Linked DNA regions of Homo sapiens: region 1 is linked to region 2. A link is an interaction called in ENCODE POLR2A ChIA-PET data of the cell type or tissue named here. Cell type or tissue: GM12878. All regions are shown on one strand. Each heading gives the region's core, and the rest is flanking DNA. Links, peaks and the distances in the headings are about the cores only.

What was found. ChIA-PET counts read pairs that join two places held together with the same protein. Peaks named below come from ENCODE experiments on the same cell type or tissue, not always from the same donor. Only the 100,000 strongest peaks of a DNase experiment are listed, where the experiment ranks them.
Region 1: POLR2A ChIA-PET joins it to region 2 with 6 read pairs; 1 of 35 experiments calls an interaction of 5 or more read pairs at or near these places.

The regions. Positions count from the first base shown.
Region 1 is chr22:29,455,747-29,464,011 of GRCh38, forward strand. LOC107985541 (a long non-coding RNA gene) reads right to left here. Exons shown (of 4, transcript XR_001755482.2): 3 at 1-1,060. Among named protein-coding and RNA genes, the nearest start is that of RFPL1S, 18 kb to the left of the region's middle. RefSeq lists enhancers at 4,277-4,828, 7,606-8,133, 8,134-8,265. In GM12878, for the core only: no CTCF peak of the experiment used is centred there; a DNase peak (open chromatin) is centred at 2,225.
Region 2 is chr22:31,214,735-31,223,061 of GRCh38, forward strand. The region is part of intron 1 of LIMK2 (LIM domain kinase 2); the gene reads left to right. It also overlaps the pseudogene RNU6-1128P. Among named protein-coding and RNA genes, the nearest start is that of LIMK2, 6.6 kb to the left of the region's middle. RefSeq lists an enhancer at 7,126-7,215. In GM12878, for the core only: no CTCF peak of the experiment used is centred there; a DNase peak (open chromatin) is centred at 7,266; H3K4me3 peaks cover 1,837 bases; H3K27ac peaks cover 3,236 bases.

The DNA of each region.
Region 1 (8,265 bases), core at 266-8,265, 1.8 Mb before region 2:
TGCGATCTCGGCTCACTGCAACCTCCACCTCCCGGGTTCACGCCATTCTCCTGCCTCAGCCTCCTGAGTAGCTGGGACTACAGGTGCCCACCACCATGCCCGACTAATTTTTTGTATTTTTAGTAGAGAAGGGGTTTCACCATGTTAGCCAGGATGGGCTCAATCTCCTGACCTCGTGATCCACTCGCCTCGGCCTCCCAAAGTGCTGGGATTACAGGCGTGAGCCACCGCGCCCAGCCTTGTTTTTTTAATTTTTAAAGAAAAGACTCGAGTAAGTCAGGCTCTCAGGGACCCTGCCTGAGTCCCCAGTGGAAATGGTTCGTCTTAGGGCTGCATCATTTGCCCCAGCCAACTTCTTACCAACTGGAGGGTCTCAAGGTGGGCCCCCAGAAGGTCCTGCAGGGCTGGGAGCCCAGAGGACAAATATGGCTAATGGAATCCAGCCTGGACTCTTACATCTGGCACCAGTTCAGCAAGTGAGGATATAAAAAACCAGACATCACCTCATCGCTGTCTCATCAAAAAAGGAGACTTTCTCGCTGCACATTCCTGCAGAGGACAAATTCCTGCTCATGTATTGCTTGGGAGGGAGCAAGAAGAGCAGAGTAGGGAATCTGAGGAGTTCTCCCCTTCTTGGGAATGGGAGAGCAGCCCAGGTCATCACAGCAGCCCTGAGACTGGCCTCTTGGTAACCATGACAACCTCAGCTCCCAGGCACTGTGTGGACATCTGACATGCGGAGACCCTCCTCCACTCCTTCCTACAACTCTGAAGAAGAACCTGGTTCTGCGAGGTGAGGGGGCTTGTCTGAGGTCACTGAGCTGCGGTTGGAACTTGCCCCTGTCTGACGAACTCCCACGCCGATGCTCTCAGCTTCCCAGGAGCCAAGAGGCCTGTGGTCTAAGCGCAGCTCTTCTCAAACTGTGTGAGTGAGCTTGGGCAGGTCTAAGACCCCTCCTGAGTGCTTCAGTATCCCTCTCAGGATGTCCAGAGGAAAACTCCAGGCTGCCCCACCTCTTCCTCCAGGATAGTCTGTCATCAGTTTACACGTTGGGCTTTCCTGGAAAATTTAGAACACAGGGCCTGACAGTGTCAGAAAGATAACTAAAATGAACAAACACAACCCTCACAGTTGCGTTAAGACCAGACAGTCTCTAAAAGCTACAATAGGCGTGGTGGCTCACGCCTATAATCTCAGCACTTTGGGAGGCCGAGGCGTGTGGATCACGAGGTCAGGAGTTCAAGACCAGCCTGGCCAAGATAGTGAAACCCCATCTCTACTAAAAATACAAAAATTAGCTGGGAGTGGTGGCAGGCGCCTGTAGTCCCAGCTACTCGGGAAGCTGAGGCAAAGAACTGCTTGAACCTGGGAGGCAGAGGTTGCAGTGAGCTGAGATCGCACCACGGCACTCCAGCCTGGGTGACAGAGCAAGACTGTCTCACACACACACACACAAAAGCAACAATAGGAAGGTCCCCACAGTTCCAGATCCCCAATGTGCTCTCTCTAGAAACTGATGGCCCCATTGGATCCCCTGGCCCTGCCTGCTCAGCCCACCTGCCTCAGGGTCCTCATGGCTTCTCCTCCTCTGATCCCACCCTGAAGGATATGGGGTCCCCTCATGCCCCTCACCCTGTAGGCTTCTCAGGACTCCTCAGCAGGGCTCCCCAAGGACAATGTAAACAGCAAAACTAGGCTAAGATGTTGGACTCAAGGGAGTGGAGCCTTTGGTGTTTCAGGAGAATCTATAAATCCAGATTTTTATGCTAAATCGCCCAGTCATTTCATGTTGACAACTATAACCCTCATTTGCCATATGATGTTTTTTCTTTTTTTTTTAAGAGACAGGGTCTTGCTCTGTCACCCAGGCTGGAGTGCGGTGGTGCGATCATAGCTCACTGAAGCTTCGAATTCTGGGCTTAAGCCATTCTCCACCTCAGCCTCCTAGTAGCTGGGATTACAGGTGTGTGCCACCATGCCTGGCTAATTTTTTAAAATTTTTTGTAGAGATGAGGGTCTTGTTATATTGCCCAGGCTGGTCTCAAACTCCTGGCCTCAAGTCATCTTCCCGCCTTGGCCTCCCAAAGTGCTGGGATTTCAGGCATGAGCCACCATGCCCTGCCTGCTGTATGATTTCACATCCATTTGCTGTCCCTCCTCTGCTCACCATCTGGAAAGGTGGGGGAACTAACCCTTCAAACTACATTTCCCAAGCTCCTTTGCAAACCGGCGTTGATTAGGTCCAGCCAATGGGAGGCACTGAAGGGAGACTGGCAGATAGAAGAGGCCCGGGTTTTTCCAGCCTTTGGGCAGTGGCTGGGTCTTCTCCAAACTTACAATTCCCTCCAGATAGACCTCTGTGGTCCCAGGCCATGGGTTTGGGTAACCCACCTCTGTCCAGCCTCCTGTTTGGCTTTCCAAAATTTCCCCCATTGGACCCCCTAAAGTGGGTTCTGTTTTTCTGACTGATAGGGCAACTAACTCAAATCCTCTTTTTTTTTTTCCATATTTAAAATGGCTGTGTAAGGCCGGGCATGGTGGCTCACGCCTGTAATCCCAGCACTTTGGGAGGCCGACGCCTGTGGATCACTTGAGGTCAGGAGTTCGAGACCAGCCTGGCCAACATGGCGAAACCTCATCTCTACTAAAAATACAAAAATTAGCCGGGTGTGGTGGTGCATGCCTGTGATCCCAGCTACTTGGGAGGCTAAGGCAGGAGAATTACTTGAACCCGGGAGGCAGAGGTTGCCATGAGCCAAGATCACACCACTGCATGCCAGCCTGGGCTTACAGAGCAAGACCCTGTCTCAAAAAAAAAAAAAAAAAAAAAAAAAAAAGATGGGCAAGGAAAAGAAAAAAAATCTATACACAAAACTGCCCATTTTTACCATTTTAAGTGTACAGGCCAGTGGTATTAATTATATTCAAAATATTGCACAATCATTACTACTATTTCCAAATCAAATCCCTTTAATGTCCTCTGTGGTTCTGCAGGCCTGTGGATGCCTGCTTGCCACCTCTGATTTGCAGATGGCAAAGATCCCCAGCCAGGTGCAGTAGCTCATGCCTGTAATCCCAGTAATCCCTACAGTTTAAGAGGCTGAAGCAGGAGGATCACTTGAGGCCAGGAGTTCAAGGCAAAGATTCTCTCATGCATTCTCTCCCCAGAGCATCCCAAATCCCATGAAGTTAATGGGGAGAGGGATGATCACCCTAATTTCATAGAGGAGGGAACTGGATTCAGGCAGACCCAGGGCTCCTATGTAAGAGGGGAACCCCAAAGGCCTGGTTCCTAGCCCTGTGCTCTGTCTGTGCCCCACCCAGCCTCCTGGTAGCCTCCTCCCCACCCTCCAAACCTGTGCACATATTCACTGCTGCCCTGCCCTCCACCAAAGCTACCCTGGGCAACAGGGTGGAGGTGGGAGTCCTGGTTTCCTATTGGACATCATAAGACTGGACACCAATAAGAGTAACAACAACAGGGCTGGGCGTGGTGGCTCACGCCTGTAATCCCAGCACTTTGGGAGGCCAAGGTGGGCGGATCACCTGAGGTTGGGAGATCAAGACCATCCTGGCTAACACGGTGAAACGCTGTCTCTATGCAAAATACAAAAAAATAGCTGGGCGTGGTGGCACATGCCTGTAATCCCAGCTACTCAGGAGGCTGAGGCAGGAGAATTGCTTGAACCTGGGAGGCAGAAGTTGCGGTGAGACGAGATTGTGCCACTGCACCTTAACCTGGGCAACAAGAGCGAAACTCTGTCTCAAGAAAAAAAAAAAAAAAGAGTAACAACAACAATCCCCCAAATATTTATGCACACAGGGGAAGGGACTGGGTCAGAGCCCTGAGCACAGGCCCCAAGGGTCTTGTGTCTCTGCTTTTCAGGGGTCACAGGGAAGTCTAGGGTGGTGGAAAAGCCCGGAGCCTCCCTAACTATAACACTCCAGTCACCACTTCTGGAGCGCTTACTGCATTCTCCAAGCAATTCCAGGTACTGTCTCTTAATCTTCAGAGAAAAGAGGCTGCTCGGGGAGCTATTATGCCCACTCGGTTCCCAGCAGAAAGGGGTGGAGCCAGCATCCCTGCCCTGCCCTGCCGTGATGTGCCCTGTGTGCCCCGCCTGCCCAGTGCCTCCTCACTCTGGCCCCTGCCTTTGCTGGGCTTGTTTCCCCACACTGGGCCCGTTCTGTGAGGAATAATGAAAGCAAGTGTCAGACTGCCTGAAGGGAGGCCCCCTCAGCCCAAAGCAGCCCTTCACCATTGTAGCCCTGCCGGGCTGTGGGCCTGAGCCCAGCCTCTGCTGCAGCCTGGGGAGCAGATCCAGGCAGGCAGCTCCGTTGAGGAGGCACAGCAACAGCCGGAGGGGACCTGGGACAGGGAGGGGACCCCAGATGGGGAGATGGAGGCCTCTGGTGGCCCGATATCTTTGCCAGGACATGGTGGACCCTGTCCCAAGCCCTGAGCAGCCCCAGGTGAGATGGGCATCCCACAGGCCTGGGTTTAAACCTGGTTCTAAATAACACATGCTGGGTTTGTCTGGGAACACACACACTGCTGAGAAGGACACCTGAGAATCAGATCACCCCGGCTGCTTCCCTAGGAGGATTTGGGTGGCTGGGGACAGAAGAGAAGGGAGATTTTTCACTGTCTACCCTTCGCGCCTTCAGACTTTTGAGCCATTAATAAATAATTCAAAAAATTTAAGCCCTGGTTTGGTAAACCCTTCTAGGAGCTTGTTCTGAAATGGAGGCCATTCCAACAAATGCCAGCTCTGTCACCACTAGCTCTGTGAGTTGCGAAAATCATGTCACCTCTCTGTGCCTCAGTTTCCTCCTCTGTGAAACAGATACTAGAACTTGTCCACTATTCACAAGGTTACGAACGATCAAGATTTGGTCATCTGACCAGGCATGGTGGCTCATGCCTGTAATCCTAGCACTTTCGGAGGCTGAGGCAGACAGATCACTTGAGGTCAGGAGTTCGAGACCAGCCTGGCCAACATGGCAAAACCCTGTCTCTACTAAAAATATAAAAAATTAGCTGGGCATGCTGGCACACATCTATGATCCCACCTACTCAGGAGGCTGAGGTGGGGGGATTGCTTGAACCCAGGAGGCAGAGGTTGCAGTGAGCCAAGATCATGCCACTCCAGCCCGGGGAAACAGAGCAAGACTCCATTAAAAAAAAAAAAAAAAAAAAAGGCCGGGCATGGTGGCTCACGCCTGTAATCCCACCACTTTGGGAGGCTGAGGCGGGTGGATCACCTGAGTTTGGGAGTTTGAGACCAGCCTGACCAACATGGAGAAACCTTGTCTCTACTAAAAATACAAAATTAGCCAGCTGTGGTGGCGCATGCCTGTAATCCCAGCTACTCGGGAGGCTGAGGTGGGAGAATCACTTGAACCCCGGGAGGCGGTGGTTGTGGTGAGCTGAGATTGTGCCATTGCGCTCCAGCCTGGGCAACAAGAGCAAAACTCTATCTCAAAAAAAAAAAAAAAAGATTTGGCCCTTCAAAATTCCCCAGTGATCTCCTCTGTACCACAAATGGTGCCAGGCACAGTGGGTGTCAAGGTGAGGACGAGGGGCTTACAGTCTGGTAGAGGAGGTAAACACATGAACAGATGCTTGCAACAAGATGGATGAGTGCCGGACAGGGGAAACTGAGAGAGGCCAGTGGAGGAGCCTAATTCAGCCTGGGACAGGAAGGGCATCAAGGAAGGCTTCCTGGAGGAGGTGATGCCACAGCTGAGTCTTATTTTTTTATTTTTCAAGACAGGGTTTCACTGTCGCTGCCCAGGCTGGAGTACACTGGTGCAATCTCGGCTCACTACAGCCTGACCTCCCAGGCTCAAGTAATCCTCCTGCCTCACCCTCCTGAGTAGCTGGGACTACAGACGCTGACCACCACACCTGGCTAATTTTTGTACTTTTTGTAGAGACAGGGTTTCAATCATGTTGCCCGGGCTGGTCTTGAACTCCTGACCTCAAGTGATCCTCCCACCTCAGGCTCCTAAAATGCTGAGATTACAGGTATGAGCCACTGCACCCAGCCATACAGCTGAGTCTAGAAGGCTATCAGTTTGTTGTTCAATCAGAGGAGAAAGGGAGTCAGGAAAGGGGGCGGTGCGGTGAGCAGCAAGAGCGAAGGCCAGAGCGGGGATGCAATGCTGCTTCCAGATGAGCAGGAAGCAGGCTGGTGCTGAGGGCAGTGCGAAGCTGAGAAAAGGCGTTTGCCATGGACTTGAAAGGATGGCCCGGCTTCAGACCCTGATTCTACCATTTATCAGCTGTGTTACCTTGAGCAAAAATGATGTGACCAGTGCTTACCCTGTAGGGTTGTCGTGAGGATAAAAGCAAGTTAATGCATGTAAGGTGCTTAGAACGGTCCTCTGCAGACCCAGGTGCAGAGTGGCCATCAGGAAGATGCTGGCTAGGCCAGGTGCGGTGGCTCACACCTGTAATCCTAGCACTTTGGGAGCCCGAGGTAGGTGGTTCACCTAAGGTCAGGAGTTCAAGACCAGCCTGGCCAACATGGTGAAACCCCATCTCTACTAAAAATACAAAATTAGCCGGGCATGGTGGCGTGCACCTGTAGTCCCAGCTACTTGGGAGGCTGAGGCAGGAGAATCGCTTGAACCCAGGAGGCAGAGGTTACAGTGAGCTGAGACCCAGCCTGGGTGACAAGAGTGAAACTCCGTCTCAAAAGAAAAAAAAAAAAAGAAGAAGAAGATGATGCTGACTAAATATGTCTGAGTGGATGCACACATGAGCAAACAGGCCACCAAGCTCTCGACAGTTCCACGCCCTCCTTGCAGACACCCAGTGTTGGGGACCACTGTGGCCTCCCCACTTCCTGCTCATGGATCAGACAGATGACCTGGAGGCACAGTGATGACCGCCACCCCCACCCCCACGCTGGCCACAAAATGCCCACCCACAGCCCATGCTCCCACTGTCTGCAGTGGCCTGGACTTGGCAGCCCCTGGGAACCAGGCTTGAGGATGCTGAGCCAGGCCTTGAAGGGAAAAGAGACCCATATTTATTGTCACCCGCTCAAGCTGTGTCTAGCACAGGGATCCACCTGCAATAGCTCAGGTCCGACTCTCCCTATTTTATGGATGGGGCTCAGGGAGGCAAGAGAGTGGCCTGGAAAAAGCCAGCGGTCCTGCCCAAGGCTGTGGGGCTCCAAAGATGGGTGTCTCCAGTACCCATCACCCACCCAGGCCTAGTTCTTTCTTGCTCACCTGGCCTGGTTGCTGGGGTCTCCATTTAGACACATGGAAGGCCCAGTTCCAGGCCAGACATGGTGGTTCACACCTGTAATCCCAGCACTTTGGGAGGCTGAGGTGGGCGGATTACTTGAGGTGAGGAGTTCAAGACCAGCCTGGCCAACATGGCGAAAGCCCCTCTCTACTAAAAATACAAAAATCAGCCAGGCATGGTAGTACACGCCTGTAATCCCAGCTACTTGGGAGGCTGAGGCAGGAGAATCTCTTGAACCCAGGAGGCGGAGGTTGTAGTGAACAAAGATTGTGCCACTGCACTCCAGCCTACGCAACAAAGCAAGACGCCATCTCAAAAAAAAAAAAAAAAAAAAGGAGACTCAGTTCCAAGGCAAAAGACTTGGGAGGCGGTGGGGCCATGTGAAGGAAACTCAGAAGCATGGGTATCAGTGAGGATACCTTCAAGATCATTCAATGTGCAAACAGCAAACCTGAGGCCCAGAGAGGTTCCATAAGCCACTTTAGGCCATCCAGCCCACCCATGGCAGGGCTGGGATGGAACTTTGTCCTTCTTCTCAAGGCACAACCTGCCCTGATGTCCCAGGTGCCTGGTGGTTGGGGACTGGGGGTGTGGTGGGGTGGGGCTGCAGGCTGTGGCCTGAGGCAACCTGTCTGCAAACCAGGACCCAGAAAAGAACAGGCCAGGAGTGGTTTGCAAGCAGTTTTGCTGGAGAGAGCCCAGAGGGAGCCATAAATCAGGCACTGCGGCTACTGGTCAGGAGCAGGGACTAGCATCCAGCAGGGATGCCTGCCCCCCATCTGGGCCCTTCGCCCACCACAGTGACAGGGATGCTGCAGAGGCTGTGGAGGCCCAGGCCAGGTCCCCAGCCCTGCTGCGGCTCTGCAGGTGGAGGAATGCGGGAGGAGATTCTGAGTTGGGCTCAACTGGCTCTCGCCGCAGAGAGAGTAGAACGCCCAGAAAGGCTGGCTGGGGGTGGCCTGTTGACCTTACCCTGCAGCCAGGTGGAAGGAGAGGACAG
Region 2 (8,327 bases), core at 149-8,148:
GGTAGGAAGGCATGTAGTGCCTTTGAGCCTTGGAGCTGGGAGGTCAATATGGTTTTTTGATTTTTTTGTAGGGGGTGGGGAGGAAGAGTCTTGCTCTGTTGCCCATGCTGGAGTACAGTGGCGCGATCCAGACTCACTGTACCCTCCACCTCCCAGGTTCAAGTGAATCTTCTGCCTCAGCTTCCTGAGTAGCTGGGACTACAGGCAAGTGCTACCACGCCCAGCTAATTTTTTGTATTTTTATTAGAGACGGGGTCTTACCATGTTGCCCAGGCTGGTCTCAAACTCCTGAGCTCAGGCAGTCCACCCGCCTTGGACTCCCAAAATGCTAGGATTATAGGCGTGAGCCACCATGCCCAGCCAAGTATGGCTTTTTTATAGATGAGGAGACAGGCCCAGAAATGACAAGGTTCCATAGCTAAATGAGCAGTGGTGGTCAGAGTTCATATTTTCCAACTTCAAGTTTAGTGCTTCCTCCTCTCTGTAGCACAAAAAGCAGAATGAAGTTGACTATGGAGTCTGAGAAGGAAGTGGGACTTAAACTTTCACTTGTTATTCCATTCAAACCATGTTCTGAGACACCTCAGATTCCTCGTGTAACCGGAGAATCGATAACAAATCAAATATTTACTGAGTGCCTGTGATGTCTGTGGCACTGGGCAGGACCAAGTTTTACCTCTTATAAATTTTAACAGGTGTTAGAGCCAGGAGAGAGTTTTGAGATAATGTATAGTCTCCTTGTTTTACCTATGAAGAAACTGAGGCTCAGGGAAAAAAAACGGAGTTGTCCAGGGTCACTCAACTAGTGGTAGAGCCAGAACCAAGGTAAGACTTCTGCAGTGTTCTTTCCAGTATTCCAGGCTGCTTAAGACGTACAGGGTCTGGCACATGGTAAGCCCTTAATAAGTATTTGTGGAAATGAGTTATATATAGTTTGTGCCTCTGAGAAACTTACTGTCTAGTTAAGGTAATTAAGGCAAAAAACAAAACTGCCATGCTGATCAGTAGTGGGATTGCGCCTGTGAAAAGCCACCGCACTCCAGCCTGGGCTACATAGCAAGATCCCCATCTCTTAAAAAAAAGAAAAAAATTGATAAGACAAGCTGTTATAAGGCTTGCGTATGATAACATTATAGAATTTCAAAGATGAGGGAGAATTCTCTTCAAACATTTATTCCACAAATATATATTGAGTTCCTGCTATGTGCTAAACTCTTTTGGCCCCTAGGGATACAGCAAGGAACAAGATAGACCAAATCCCTTCCCTCATGTAGTGTATGTTCTGGTGGGGAGAGATAGACAGCAAGTAAATGTATGAACATCATATTCAGGGATAAATCCATTGAAGAGAAGTGAAGTAGGGTAAGGGGATAGAAGAAGTGAGTTGTCAGGGAATGTGTTTGGCATGTTTAAAGAATAGCAGGGTATCCAGGGTGGCCATCAGTTTTGGTTAGGGAATACTTCTTGAAGTGGGTAAGACTTGAGAAATCTTAAATAGGCTTAAAGAAGGTGGGGAAGATGATATCTTAGTAGGGAAGAAACTTTGGGAGTAGGAGACAAAAGTAGGCAAGTTTCAGGTCTTCATAAAGGGTAGCAAATACGTGTGGTAGAGGCAAGGATTGGGAGGTGGAAGATTCATAGGAAGTGGAAGGTACAGCTGAGAATGTGGGTGCAACCGGACTAGAGGGTTTAATGCCAGGCTGAGGATTTTGGAAGTTTCTAGTCTACAGTAGGCACCGTAGGTTTAGAGAAAGGAAGACTCATGATGTGGGCACAGGGCCACCAATCTGGAGGTGGGTATAGTGGGCCCTGAGATGAGGTCTTAGTGGTAGCAATGAAGAAGGCACCAACCAATAAAAGATGCCTCCTGACATAGGCAGGCCAGGGTGACTTGGATGGTCCTGGATATGTGATGGAGCAGGGTAGGGTCCAAAATGACCACAAGATTTCAAAACTAAATAAAAATCCGTCATGATCAAGGGGCTGTATTAGGCTTTCCACATTCATGGTGGATTTTCTGCATCTTCTGGAGGCTGAGCTGATTCCCAGAACAGGGCTGCCTTCTTGTTAGTGTAACCTTGAGCGGGTCTGATAGGGCCCACCATCACACACATCTCATTTCAATGAGAGGACCTGAAACTGTAGCAGTCTCTTACAAGTCTACCTTCTTTCTCATCCTTTATCTATTTTTATATAGTAGAAAGAATTAGACTATTTTACCTATTAATTTACATTGAATAGTAACTAGAACATGAAACCAATGCCTGGTTTCATTAAAGTGTTCCTTGAACATTCTTTCTGGGATTCTTTTTTATCATGTCTTTCTGCCTGTAATTTGTTTTGTCCAGGAAAGAAAGTCTAAAATGTAGTTAAAGACAGGCTTTGAGCCAGGTGCAGTGGCTCACGCCTGTAATCCCAGCACTTTGGGAGGCTGAGGTGGGTGGATCACAAGGTCAGGAGTTCAAACCAGTCTGGCCAAGATGGTGAAACCCCATCTCTACTAAAATACAAAAATTAGCCGGGCATGGGGGCAGGTGCCTGTAATCCCAGCTACTCGGGAGGCTGAGGCAGAGAATTGCTTGAACCTGGGAGGCAGAGGTTGCAGTGAGCCGAGGTTGCACCACCGCACTCCAGCCTGGGTGACAGAGCGAGACTCCGTCTCAGAAAAAAAAAAAAAGACAGGCTTTGGAGACTAGACCTGTGGTCTAATCCCAGCTCAAACATTTATTAGCTGAGTATTTCAGTTTCCTCTTCCGTAAAATGAGAACAATAATAGTTCTTTAAGACTAGTCCTGATCTCATGGGATCTTTGTATTCAGTTAGCTCATACTTGCGTAGTGCTTAGGACATTGTCTGGCATAAAGTAGTTTTTTTCCTCTATCATTGACAACTGGCAGAGAACTGCTGTATGAGAATATATCAATTGGTTAACCAGTTCTCTGATAAAGATATTTTTATAGGCCCTCCATAGATAAGAAAATGCCTACTCATTCACAGTTGAGTGAACTTCTGGTTGGAAGTTGCAGTCTGGGTGGCCTGAAAGACATAAGAACCATCTGTCTCATTTGTCACTGCAGTGTATTTTGTTAATGTACTGAGTTTGCCTTGCCTGTAGCACCTGGTTTGTCCCTCTCTGACATGTTATTTCTGTGTATATCCATGTCCTTCACACCCCATGAGTACACACCAAGGGCCCCAGTAATTCCTGGCCTACTCTGTGCCTTGTACATGGGCACATAGAAAAAAGTTTGCTGAGTTTGTTTTGAAAACCTTCCCTTCAGATTTTAGAAGTTTCTGTATTCAGCTTAACCTTTTCCCCAGCCAACTTCCTAGATACACACGCAGGAAGGAAGAGAAGTTAGTCACAAATCGGTCCAACTAAGTGCCTGGCACCATGGGAGATATTTTCACATCTATTACATTATTTCTATTAATCCACTTGGTAATCCTGTAAAGCAGGTGGTATTATCCTCTTTTTAAAGATTAGGAGACAAGCTCAGAGAGGTCAAATAATTTGCCCAAGGACACAGAGGCAAACAGTGACAGATTCAGGTTTCAAACACACATACATTTACCCCTCACAAATTTTTCCAAATAAACCAAAGAAGGGAAGAAGAGAATAACAGCAAGAAGGAAACTTTCTGAGATACCTGTGTCTGTGCCTTAACCTGAAAAAGGAGAGGCCCTTGGTTTGGTGTCAGTCTCTCAGAGCTGGAAGAAATCACTTGATCCCTCCTTTTACAAAAGAACAATCCAAGGTTTAGAGAAGCTCGAAAGCTCTTTTAAAAATCATCTAATCTTTTTTTTTCCTGAGACACTCCTTTTGGTAAAATTTGGTAAGCTAGTGAGGAAGAAAACCCTTTGGGTTACAGGGAGAGTATCTAGAGGCATGTTAATCCTTACTGTTAGTCTTTTTGATAGTCACTTCATTAAAATGTGATCTTTTTCTCTTGGCTTTTCCCCAGCAGCTGCTGCCCTGCCCTTCTGCTTTCTGCTTTGTCCCAGAACAAGTGGGATTTATACACCTGACCCGCCAGTTCCCAAGGGGCCCAGGGGTTACCATACTTGTTTTATGCTGCACTGAATTGGCTGAGTTTTGTTCCTGGTTCTCGTTGTCTGGTGGAACGTGAGAAGCTTCAAAGATTTTTTTAAATGAAAGGATAGGATGTTGATTTAAGCTAGGCATTAGAGTCTCATGAGCTCTCAGTGCTTGAGGATTTCTCACCATTTTGAAGCCTAAAAAGGACTCATTTGCAGAAACCAAGCTCTTAGACCAAATTTAAGGTGAACATTGTGGGGACTGCATTGGCTCTGAGCTGGGATACCAGGCCAACCCTTCCACTGAATAGCTGTGTGTTCTTGAGCAAGTCTCAACTTGTCTGAGGCTGCATAGGGTATTAAAAATATGACTGGCATGGTAGTCTCTGAGCATGGGTTTGAATCCCTCCTGGACCATCTTTCAGTAGCTTTGTGGTGGTTAGGCAAGTCTATTTTCCTTCTTTTTTTTTTGGCGCCTGCCCCAGTGGATTCACATTTGTTTGAGGGCCACATTGCTAATTAAGTTGGGAGAGAGAAGCATTCATAAAGTGAATGTAAAGTGAATGTATTTTATACCAAGATTGAAAAGGTCTTAAAGGTGAGAACCCCTATAATGAGACATTTGTTGCAGTGCTCACCTTACGTTGCACAGTTGCACTTATTAAAAGCAACAAATTCCAATAATAACTGAAAACACAGTTTTCTGTTTATTAAACACCTAATAAGGGTCCTTTATTGTTTGAAGGTACTGTGAACATTTACTTAAATCAAGCTCCTTTTCTGGACTCTTCTTTTTTTTATTTTATTTTATTTTTTTGAGACAGAGTCTGGCTCTGTCGCCCAAGCTGGAGCGCAGTGGCACGATCTCGGCTCACTGCAAGCTCCACCTCCCGGGTTCATGCCATTCTCCTGCTTCAGCCTCCCGAGTAGCTGGGACTACAGGCGCCCATCACCATGCCCGGCTAATTTTTTGTATTTTTTAGTAGAGATAGGGTTTCACCGTGTTAGCCAGGATGGCCTTGATCTCTTGACCTCGTGATCCACCCGCCTCGGCCTCCCAAAGTGCTGGGATTACAGGCGTGAGCCACCACGCCCGGCTCTTTTCTGGACTCTTAACAATCAGTAGCCACTGTTGATAAGTCTGCAAATATGAGAGGTAAACACTATAGAGGGAGAGAATGAACAGCCTGGTACAATGAGATATTTTCTTAAGAAAGAACTTCCCAGGCTGACTGGACTTTGGATTGATCCTCCACTAGGCTTCACAGAAATCCCTAAGACTTTGCATTACAGTATTACATTTCTTTTACATTTCCTAGAATAAAGGTGGTAAGAGAATAGATCAATGAATTTTTAAGACTGTAAGAGAGCTAAAGAAGTCAAGAGTGTTCTCTTGAAGAGGGTCTGGGCGTAGGAGGCTGTGTGCTTTGGGTGAATATCTTTGCTCAGGTACTTCCTAACAGAAAAGCAGTGTGAATGCATAACAGGTAAACTGAGGCCAGGTTTATCCACATGAGACTACTCATAGGTAATCTGGGAGCCAGAACAGTTATTCCAGTGGAATCATCTGTGCTGACCTTTGGAACTTATCTTTGGAAATTGCTTTTATAGCTGGCAGTTGGATCCAAATTTTCAGTTGGGTTCACCACACAAAGGAATGTCTGTTTTGCACCAGGCCCAAGGTTAGGCCCTGGAGATAAGAACATAATAAAGATACAGTTCTTACACCTTAGTTCTCTGAATGGGGTGTGGGGGAGGAGAGTGGAGAGAGAGGGACTGAAGGAGAGAGAAACATATGCAGTGAACTGTAATTAAATAACAAATTATGTAAAATAGGTATAGACAAAATGAAACAAACACTGCCTGATTTTAGGGAACTTTAAAGAAAGGATAGAAATTTGATTAAGGGGCCGGGAGCAGTGGCTCACGCCTGTAATCCCAGCACTTTGGGAGGCCGAGGTGGGCAGACCACCTGAGGTTGGGAGTTTGAGACCAGCCTGACCAACATGGAGAAACTCCGTCTCTACTAAAAATACAAAATTAGCCGGGCGTCGTGGCGCATGCCCACAATCCCAGCTATACTCGGGAGGCTGAGGCAGGAGAATCACTTGAACCTGGGAGGCGGAGGTTGTGGTGAGCCGAGATTGTGCCATTGCACTCCAGCCTGGGCAACAAAAGCAAAACTCTGTTTCAAAAAAAAAAATTTTTTTTTTGATTAAGGGAAAAGATAGAGAAGCTTATACATAGAGAATAACTGGAGGTGTGAATGTCAGGATGCAAGTACATGAATAAAAGTGGCAGGAATAGAAAATAGGTCAAAATGTAACTAGAGCATTCTTTTGTAAGGAATGGTGAGAGAGAAGGGTCCTTTGGGACCACATTGTAAGGACCATTTGCTCTTTCAGTAACTGTTTATTGAAGGATTGTAGCAGACCAGGGGCCAGACATGGTTTGCTAGCCCTTTGGAGGTAGCAAAAGCCAACTTTAATGATGTGTGAGAAGTTTTTGTTCCTGCCCCAGGGCCTTTGCACATGTCCCCCCTCTCCAGTGTTAGCCTTCCTTCCCCCCTTTTTTGCCCCGTTAATTTGTATTCATCCTTTAGAGCTCAGCTTGGAAATTACTTCCTCAAGGAATACTTTGGCCGCCCGCCCTTTTCCTAGTTATGAACTTGATATCTTCGTACCACTTGCCCCAATTATAAATAAATAATAATAATAATTATTATTTTTTGAGACAGAGTCTCGCTCTGTCGCCCAAGCTGGAATGCAGTGGAATGATCTTGGCTCACTGCAACCTCCGCCTACCAGGTTCAAGCAATTCTCTTGCCTCAGCCTCCTGAGTAGCTGGGACTACAGGCGCCCACCACCATGCCTGGCTAATTTTTGTATTTGTAGTAGAGACAAGGTTTCACCATATTGGCCAGGCTGGTCTCGAACTCCTGACCTTGTGATCCACCTGCCTCAGCCTCCCAAAGTGCTGGGATTACAGGCGTGAGCCACTGCGCCCGGCCCTCAATAAATAATTATATTATTGTTTAATATTTGCTTTGTGTTTAATCTCTCTCTTGTTTGCTCCTCTTTCCCCAACACAGTGTCAGATGCATAGTTGGCATGCAATAAATATTTGCTGAAAGAATGACTGAAGCGGGTCCATTGAATTTAGCAATAAGCAGTTACTGTTACTGTTGACCTTGGTGAGACAGTTTCAGAGAAATGGTGGGGGTGGAAGCCAGATTGCAGTGCATTATGCAGAAAGTGGGAAGTGAGGAAATGAGGGCAGCGATGTGTAGACAACTTTTTTTCTTTTTTCTTTTTTTTTGAGTTGGAGTTTCACTCTTGCCCAGGCTGGAGTGCAATGGCGAGATCTCAGCTCACTGCAACCTCTGCCTCCCGGGTTCAAGCCATTCTCCTGCCTCAGCCTCCTGAGTAGCTGGGATTACAGGCATGCACCACCATGCCTGGCTAATTTTGTATTTTTGGTAGAGATGTGGTTTCTCCATGTTGGTCATGGCTGGTCTCAAATTCCCGACCTCAGGTGATCCACCCGCCTCAGCCTCCCAAAGTACTGGGATTACAGGCATGAGCCACCGTGCCCAGCCTCTTTTTTTTTTTTTTTTTTTTTTTTTTTGAGACAGAGTCTCGCTCTGTTGCCCAGGCGTGAGTGCAGTGGCGAGATTACTGCAACCTCCACCTCCTGGGTTCAAGCGATTCTCCTGCCTCAGCTTCCTGAGTAGCTGGGACTACAGGCGTGCACCACCATGCCCAGCCAATTTTTGTAGTTTTAGTAGAGGTGGGGTTTTACCATGTTGGCCAGGCTGGTCTCAAACTCCTGACCTCAAGTGATCCACCCACCTTGGCCTCCCAAGACAACTTTTTCATACATGTGGCTGTGAAGGGGAGAAACAAGGATGGTAGCTAGAGGAGAAAAGGATCCAGTGGTTTGGTTTTTTTTAAAATTAGATTTTAAAACTAAATTAGATTTTAAAACTTAACGAGTTTGCATGTCATCCTTGCGCAGGGGCCATGCTAACCTTCTGTGTCTCAGTCCAATTTTAATGTATGTGCTGCTGAAGCGAGAGTACCAGAGGTTTTTTTGATGGCAGTGACTTGAACTTATTTAAAAGATAAGGAGGAGCCAGTGAGGGAGAGGGGTGCTGTAAAGATAACTAAAAGTGCACTTCTTCTAAGAAGTAAGATGGAATGGGATCCAGAACAGGGGTGTCATACCGAGTAGCCCAGCCTTTGTTCCGTGGACACTGGGGAGTCTAACCCAGAGCTGAGATAGCTTGC